Regions from separate parts of the Mus musculus genome. Here regions 2 and 3 are each linked to region 1. The links are chromatin contacts, found by Hi-C or POLR2A ChIA-PET in ENCODE. All regions are on one chromosome and are shown on one strand. Each heading gives the region's core, a stretch centred on a gene start or an enhancer-like site at or near the end of the contact. The rest is flanking DNA. Distances are from core to core; before and after follow the strand shown.

Evidence for each region. Hi-C counts contacts between places; a loop is a spot of excess contacts on that map. ChIA-PET counts read pairs that join two places held with the same protein, here RNA polymerase II (POLR2A).
Region 2: a map of T-helper 1 cell shows a loop between it and region 1 (2.1-fold over the local background). The contact joins the promoter of Sgo1 here to the enhancer-like site in region 1. A Hi-C loop is called at or near these places in 2 of 37 maps with a recorded cell type or tissue (T-helper 1 cell and regulatory T cell). POLR2A ChIA-PET finds 5 or more read pairs at or near these places in 2 of 5 experiments (both embryonic stem cell).
Region 3: a map of heart shows a loop between it and region 1 (1.8-fold over the local background). The contact joins two enhancer-like sites. A Hi-C loop is called at or near these places in 2 of 37 maps with a recorded cell type or tissue (Patski and heart). POLR2A ChIA-PET finds 5 or more read pairs at or near these places in 4 of 5 experiments (Patski and embryonic stem cell).

Annotation. Positions count from the first base shown.
Region 1 is chr17:53,626,309-53,628,828 of GRCm38, forward strand. All of the region lies in intron 3 of Kat2b (K(lysine) acetyltransferase 2B), which reads left to right. Among named protein-coding and RNA genes, the nearest start is that of Kat2b, 61 kb to the left of the region's middle. Within about 2 kb of position 1,261, at least 1 of the 3 ENCODE cell types and tissues checked has a DNase peak (open chromatin) inside an H3K27ac peak, as active enhancers do.
Region 2 is chr17:53,688,058-53,690,577 of GRCm38, forward strand. It overlaps Sgo1 (shugoshin 1), which reads right to left and starts at 1,258. Exons shown (of 9, transcript NM_028232.2): 1 at 1,154-1,258; 2 at 1-63. It also overlaps the pseudogene Gm31532.
Region 3 is chr17:53,586,407-53,588,926 of GRCm38, forward strand. All of the region lies in intron 1 of Kat2b (K(lysine) acetyltransferase 2B), which reads left to right. Among named protein-coding and RNA genes, the nearest start is that of Kat2b, 21 kb to the left of the region's middle. Within about 2 kb of position 1,264, at least 2 of the 3 ENCODE cell types and tissues checked have a DNase peak (open chromatin) inside an H3K27ac peak, as active enhancers do.

The sequences.
Region 1 (2,520 bases), core at 11-2,510:
GAGAGACCTGTTTTTTAGATCTTTGCCAACATTTATTGTGTAATCCTTGTAAAGATGTTAAGAAACACATCAAAACAGAAGGCATGGCCAGAAACATGTGCCCGAGTCTGTATTTTCTTTTCCTCTTTTTTTTTTTTTGTTGTTGTTGTTGTTGGTTTTTCTTTTTCTTTTTTTCTTCTTTGTTTTTCGAGACAGGGTTTCTCTGTATTGCCCTGGCTGGCCTGGAACTCACTTTGTAGACCAGGCTGGCCTGGAACTCAGAAATCCGCCTGCCTCTGCCTCCCGAGTGCTGGAATTAAAGGCATGCGCCACCATGCCCGGCACCTCCTCTTTTTTTTTTTTTTTTTCTTTTGGAGACATGGTTTCTCTGTGTAGCCCTGACTGTGCAGGAACTTACTCTGTAGACCAGGTTGGCCTAGAACTCACAGAACCCTGCTTGCTTCTGCCTCCTGAGTGCTGGGAGCAAAGGTGTGCACCACCAATACCCAACTAGCCTCCCCTCTCTGGTCACACTCTCTTTTTCTCTGTAGTGATGTGTGTGTGTGTGTGTGTGTGTATTTTGCTTGTATGTATGTCTATATACTACATGATTGCAAGGTACATACCAGAAATTTAGCTATGTTCATAGCTCACAAAAGCTTTCTTCTTTTCCTGAGAGCTAGTGCATTTAAATTATTTTTAGTTTTTACTTTTTGTGATAGTGGGGATTGAGATCAGGGCCTTATATATTACTTTGTATTCCAATATGGACACGTGCTATTTTTGAACTGCATTCCAGCCTCTGCTTATGTTTTGTATGGCAGAGAGAGCTAAGTCATTCACTGAGATCCTGTCTTTGCCATAGCTGCTGGGAATCTCAGTGGATTCTCTACAGGATTCTTGTCTTTATCTAAACATTTGCTCTGTAGTTTCCCCTTCTCTTTGTTCATTTGTTTCTTCCTTCTTTCGTTCATTACTTACCTCCCTTCTTCCCTCCCTCCTTCTCTTCTTTACTTATAGTTTCTGCTGTATTAACTGAAGGAGGGGGAAGGAGGATCCATTTTTTTTTCGTTTTTGGGTACTATTGGAAAATCACAGATGGGATGAGTTGGGTGGGTGAGTGAGTCACACAGCATCCGCAGGATAGGCCCCTTAGGTGGCAGCTTGTGGACATAGCTGTGGGGCTGGAGTCATTTGACTCAATCAACCCTGGCAGTTTGTAGCTGGTAGTGCTTCTTTGGAGAAAGATCTTTGTTGAGGGAAAACAAGGGCTGCATAACTTTAGCTGGTGTTTGTCTCGGAGCAAGTGACCCCGCAGTTTTCGTTGCCTTGCAAGTCAAGATGCTGTCAGGCTTTCCATCCTGTTGGCCCTGTGGCTTGCAGCCAGTAGAACAAGCCAGTGAGCATTGGCCCAGGCTGTAGGTCTCTGGCCTTTGCCCTCCCTCATTTCCAAACGACAGGAAAGATATATTTGCTTCTCAAGTCAGAATCTAAGATAGCCAGTGTTCTCTTCTCTCTCAACCATCCCCTTTTCTTTCTTTTCCTGAGACCTGGTCTTTCTATGTAATTCAGGCCAATCTTTTTGTTGTTGTTTGAAAGAGGATCTTTCTGTGTAGCTGTGGCTAGTCTGAAACTCACTAGGTAGCTGGGGCTAGCTGTGAACTTGTAGCAATTCTTATTGCCTCAGCCTCCTGAGTACTGGGATGGGAGCATGAGCCATGGTGCCCAATTTCCAGCTCTATCCCTTTATATTTGAGAAAATAGGTTCACTGTCTCCCAGTTCATATCGATTTACCAAAAAACTAACCATTCAGTGGATCCAGTTCCCAAGGGGCTGAGATAGGAAAGAAGATCTTATCTAACTCTGAAAATAAACACAGGGACTGGGATTTCTTGCTTTTAAAATTCATGACAAATCCCGTTTAGTTTTGTTTTAAGATGGAGTCTCGTGTAGCTTTAAACTCAGCATGTAGCTGAGGATGGCCTAAGCACTCTGATCCTTCTGCCTCCACTTCCGAGGTCTGGGATTCTAGCCAGAGCTACAATTGATTCATGCTTAATCTTTAACACTGCAAACACACAGTGCTTACCTTTATTACAGCACATCGAAAGGATCAGTAACTCCTCCACATCCATAACGTATATGGGCCCCCTAGAAGGTGTTGTGCTCTGAGGGAAATATTCCTCTTTCTGTCCCCTTTTTTTTTCTTTGGAGCCTTTGATTCTCAGGCTGGAATTAGAAGCGGTATATTTGGTTTGTGGGCCCAGAGAACATGCACCTGGCCTCTACAGACAGAGAAGGAGTGGAAAAAGACAGAGGTAGAGAAAGCTCCTTCCAAGCTTCTGAGCCTGCGCTCCTGGCCTTGGCCTTATGTGTGCAGAGTGGAGCCTGCTTTTTCTAGTGTTTAAGACTCTGAGAGCTTCAGCTACCTGTGGTGGCCTCAATGAGTCTCACTGGGCCTCTGGGTCCCTAGCAAGCAAAAATGGGAAAGAAGGGGAAACTGAAGGAGGAGTAGAGTGGTGTGTGTGTGTGTGTGTGTG
Region 2 (2,520 bases), core at 8-2,507, 62 kb after region 1:
CTACTAAAAAGGCTAAGGCAGGTGGGTCATAGATTTATGCTTGGGCTACATAGTGAAATTCATCTAAAACAAAACAAGAAGAAAAAAGATGTTAGAATCAAGCCATCATAAGAAAAAAAATCCCATAAAATGTCATTCATGCTTTTGCTATAACCTTATCTTCTACTATTTCATAGGAAAGTATTAAATAACTCCAGAAAGTATCAATTATTCATCTTATAGTAAATATTCATTGGAGGCGTACAACATTCTAGGCTCTATGGGAACTTATTATTTTGGGACAGGATATTGCTGTTACCCAGTCTGGTTTTGAACTTAAGAGCTCTCATGTCCTTCCTACCTCAGCCTCCTGAGTAGCTGGGACCACAAATGTATGAGCCATAAGCAGACTTACTTTTCTTACAATGTTTATAGCCAACCTTTAGTGTTTAGGATTACAGTATTAGTTCAGAAGCAATTTATATGTATATCTGGGTTTCTGTTTGGCAGCTTTTCTCTAGTAATTTTGGGGCTGAGAAAACATGTATTCATGTTAATAACAGTAGCGTGCTTCAAGCAAAATAAACTTCCTGGTCTCAAAATTGTAAACTGTTGCCAACCACAATGTGTGCATATAATTGTCACCACAAGAACTATCTTGATTCATCTCCTTTTAGTTAAGTGTTTTCTTGAATCTCTTCTTGAGTATTCTCACCAGGACGTATTTTCCTCCACGCATAATGAAGCCTTAAATTGGTACTGTATATCTTATCTAACCCTTTATTTTTACCAATGTGTATATACGATAGATTGGAGAGGGGAGTTCAACAGAATAAATGCAACGACTTCTTATAAGAATGGGTGGGTCACCATCAAGTTTTAAAAGTTTGCACCGGAGACATCTGAGTGACACACAGAATGAATAACTGATAGAGTTAAAGTTAATTACAGTTTGTTCGCGTGCGCGAGCACAGTGGGATGGAAATCGGGCCTTGTGCGTGCTAGACAGTGCAAGTCGGCGAGAACACCCCTTCCTCCGGCCCCTATCTAAAAAGTTTTTGCTACTTTGATTGAGCAAAAGCCCTGTCGATTTCGGGGTGCTCGCTTTCGCGAGCGGAACGCGTCGTCCGGTCGGAGAGATACCTCCAGTCCCGCCGCCCGTACCGCTCCGTACCTCGGCCACTCAGGTCCGGACGAGCAGATGCAACCTCCCGCTCCGCCGCGCTCCGCAGCTACCGCCGCCACATTCGAAATTCTGCGTTACGCGTATCCATTGGCTGGCCGGACACCATCACGTGACACTCCGGCCCGCCCTTCTCCGTAGACGCAGCGCCCGGCCCCGGGGAATGGCATCACGTGGCGCGCCTGCGCACGCGCAGCTGTGGCTGGGGTGGGGTAGAGGGGGTGGAGTCAGGCTGGAATTGAGGCCTTGGCTCGGCGTCCGCCTTCCCACAGCCTAGAGATCTAGCGACTTTGAGACTGGGTCTTGTCTGGGTGCGTCCCTGACTTCCGGTTAGACCTGGGGTGTTGACGCAGGCCTGAGAGCCCAGCTCTCAGAAGGCTGAGGCAGGAGAATGACGAGTTCGAGTTGAAGCCTGAGTTGGAGCACGAAAGATCCAAACAGATCCTGGCGTGGCTTGTCAGGGCGCCCAAGGCCGCGCAGCTCTTGTGCTCCGGGGCGCGCCCGTGTGGCAAACGTCCATCCAGCACGTTTAGCGCAGGCTCAGCGAAAGGACTGATGTGAGAGACTGGGCTCTCCAGGTTCAGCCCGCTGGCGAGATCTGCGGGTGGGCCTGGCTGATTCAAGAAGAAACGCCAAGTGACAGCCCGATCCTGTCCTGTGCATTTACGGAAGAGATTTACAACCGGCTGCGCTCACCTCAGAAGTCATTGTAGTGCAGCAGCCGTGACTGAATTAGAAGGTCATCTTGTGGGATCCGTTTTTTAAAGTGCTTTCCCGGGAACAATCTAAACTTCTTTATCAGTTCCTGATAATAGTCAAGGAATTGGGTTTAGTCATGCTGAGAAAAGTTCGGCACGCTTACACATCAGGCAGCGTTACTGGGTAGTTCTGAAGGCACACAAAGAAAATGGGAAGGGGAAGGTGGCAGCAGGGAGCCCTACCACAAGACATTTGGAGCCTCCACAGTTGAGTGATTGCTTCATAAGTCATATCCTTGGCAGATGTCTTGTGCCATAAGGTAGATAGATATACGTAGCCAATATAACAAGTTATATTTTACTATGCTGGTCATCACACAAGGTTCACACTCTTAATTTCTTACCTAGGGTCCTAAGATTATCGTTCCACGGCTGCTCATTTATGGCTCTCTTCTTTGTTTTCTGTTTGTTTTTGTTTTTGAGACAGGGTCTTCTTGTAGCCCAGGATGACCTCTAACTCCTTACGCTGTAGAGAAGTCTCTCTGTGTACCTTTGACTGTCTTGGAACTCACTATATATTTGAGGTTGGCCTCAAATGCAAACAGATCCACCTGCTTCTGTCTCTTGAATGCTAGATTAAATGTGTGTACCACCATGTCC
Region 3 (2,520 bases), core at 14-2,513, 40 kb before region 1:
CATACCTTTAGTCTCAGCACTTAGAGACAGGGGCAGGATTTCTCAGGATCTCTTTTGAGAGTTCCAGACCAGTCAGAACGGCATAGAGAAAGCCAGTTTCAGAAAGTCAGCCAACCAACAGACCAAAATAAACCTATACAATACAAAAATTGACTTTCCAGAAAGTTTAAAAGTCTACTACATTAATGAAATAGAAATGACATCAGTTATGTATAGACCTACATTGCTCTTGTTTATATATTTTTGTGTACACTGCTCTTTTAAAGTGGCAGTAAGTTGTCTTTACTTTTTTGTTTAGGAGCCAGCTATTCTTCTGTCCCCATCCCATCCCCTTTTCTTCCTTTCCTCCCTCTGCCCTCCCTCTCTCTCTTTTTAAGGCAAGGTCATGTGAATCCAGGGACAGCTCAGACTTTCTATGAAGCCAGTGTTGACTTTGAGTTTCTGATCCTCCTGCCTCCTGCCTGTGAGTTTTGGCATTGGAGGCATAGACCACCATGCACAGCTTTATAATTTCTAAATCATGAATATACTGATTTTGGAAAAAACTGAATGCCCTTGGAATGACTGTCCCCCACTCTCTGAAGGAGACTTATCTCTTTGGTTGCCTCAGGGTTGGGTTGGGGTACTAAGTTCCATGTTGACCATGGTTCCCAATCTCCCTTAGTTAATGTGCCTTGCTGAAGCCTTTTGGAACCCCCTCCCCATTGCTGTGCAGGAGATTCCAAGACAGGGCCCAGATCAAGGAATGCCAGTGACTGTTTCAGTGGTAGATGGTGGCAGCACTAATTTGCATCTGCTGTAACAAGCTGGTGTTGAAATGGGCTGGCAGAATGCCAAGGAAGCCAAGGTCAGCATACTTCGAAATAACAAATGAGTCATGCAACCCAGGATTGCGCGTCCCTGTAGGAATGACTACTTGACTCTTCTTCCGTCGGAACAGTTCCCCGGGCCAGCATGTGTAAAGGGAGGTGAAAGCCGCAGCAGCCTCTTGCTAGAGAGACAATAATGGAGGAGGAGAAAAATTAAAGTGGAAAGTCACATTTAAAGTCACTTCAGAGAAAACCATCGTGAGTTGTAGAAGACAGCTTTCTGAACTGCCAGAAAACAAGCCAAGAAATCGAGGAGACCCAAACCTCAGGGCGGTTAGACCACAGACCTGAGCTCAAATTCTCACATGGCACTTTCCATCTGTGCCCTCCGAGGCTTCTCACCCTTCCCAGACTCGAGCTTCATGGCTGTGCACTGTAGATAGTGACAGTTTTTCCGTTCAGTCAACATTGTTACTCAGGCTGCCAGGCATTGATGTAGACGATGTGGGGGTGTAGTGACAGATGGGTCCTTATTCTTGTAGAGCTTGCTTTCTGGTAGCAGAAGCAGATGGTGAAAAAGAAAATAACAGAACATGGTAAGTGCCACACTGAAGGAAAACAGAGAAGTTGCTGGTAGTGCCTGGGGAATCCCTTCCTGTCCTACCCCGCAGGGACTGTGCAGAGAAAAAAAAATTTATTTTTTTGTTCAGTGAGGAGTGAGTATGCTGGGGGTTGAACCTAGTGCTTTAAACATTTTAAGCAAGTTTCATTTCAAGCCTGAGACAGGATGCTACTTGTGTAGCTCATGCTTGAACTCATGGCAATCCTTCTGCCTCAGCCTTGCAAGTGCCTGGATTACATACAGGTGTGCCTCACCATGCCCAAGCAAGAACATTCTGGAGTCTTCTCTCCTGCTCTTTTCCTTTCAGCCCTACCCCACCCCTAGAAGCTGCTTCCGAACTGACTCTGAGTTTTGTTCTTTGGTGGTGTAGGCCTCATAACTCTAGTTGCTCCATTAAGAGGCTAAGAGGAATTTAAGGCCACAGAAGGAATTTAAGGCCAGCCTGGGCATGATTTAGATTTGGTTTCAAAGAAAACCAGTAAACAGAGAGGCGGAGATGTAGCTTAAGAGGTAAGATGATCCTGGGTTCCACATTTAGTACTGCCACCATCACCAGAAAACGGTATTACACAATACACTTTAGTGCAGCAGTGTTTTTGAGATTCAAACGTGTGGCTGCATTCACCAGTAGCCACTTTCTGTTTTTCGTGGAGGGGGCAAATTGAGACAGTCTTGGAATCTCGTTGGTCTTCCAACAGCCTTTGTAGCCACGATAACCTTGAACTCCTGGTCCTGCTGCTTTCACCTGCTGAGTGATGCTCGACAGGTTATATGCCACCCCACTGATTTCTGTGTCCCTGCACTTTAAGAAGGAGGTGCCACAAGGTAGTTTCAGGTGCCAGAGCTGAGTTCTGGTATTGGTTTTGGCCCCTTGCTCTTTGCCAGCTATGTAAACTCAGGCCAGTGAAACCCTTCTCTATCATTGAATTATTCACCTGGCCTTCCTGTGGGTTGTTCGGAAAATAAGATGATTTAGACCAGAGTTGTCTTGAAAAAAATTAAATGCTCTCCTTGGTAGTTAAGCAAGATTAAAAGACAAACTATTTTCTTTCTTTCTTCCTTTTTTTTTTTTTTTTTTTTGGTTTTTCG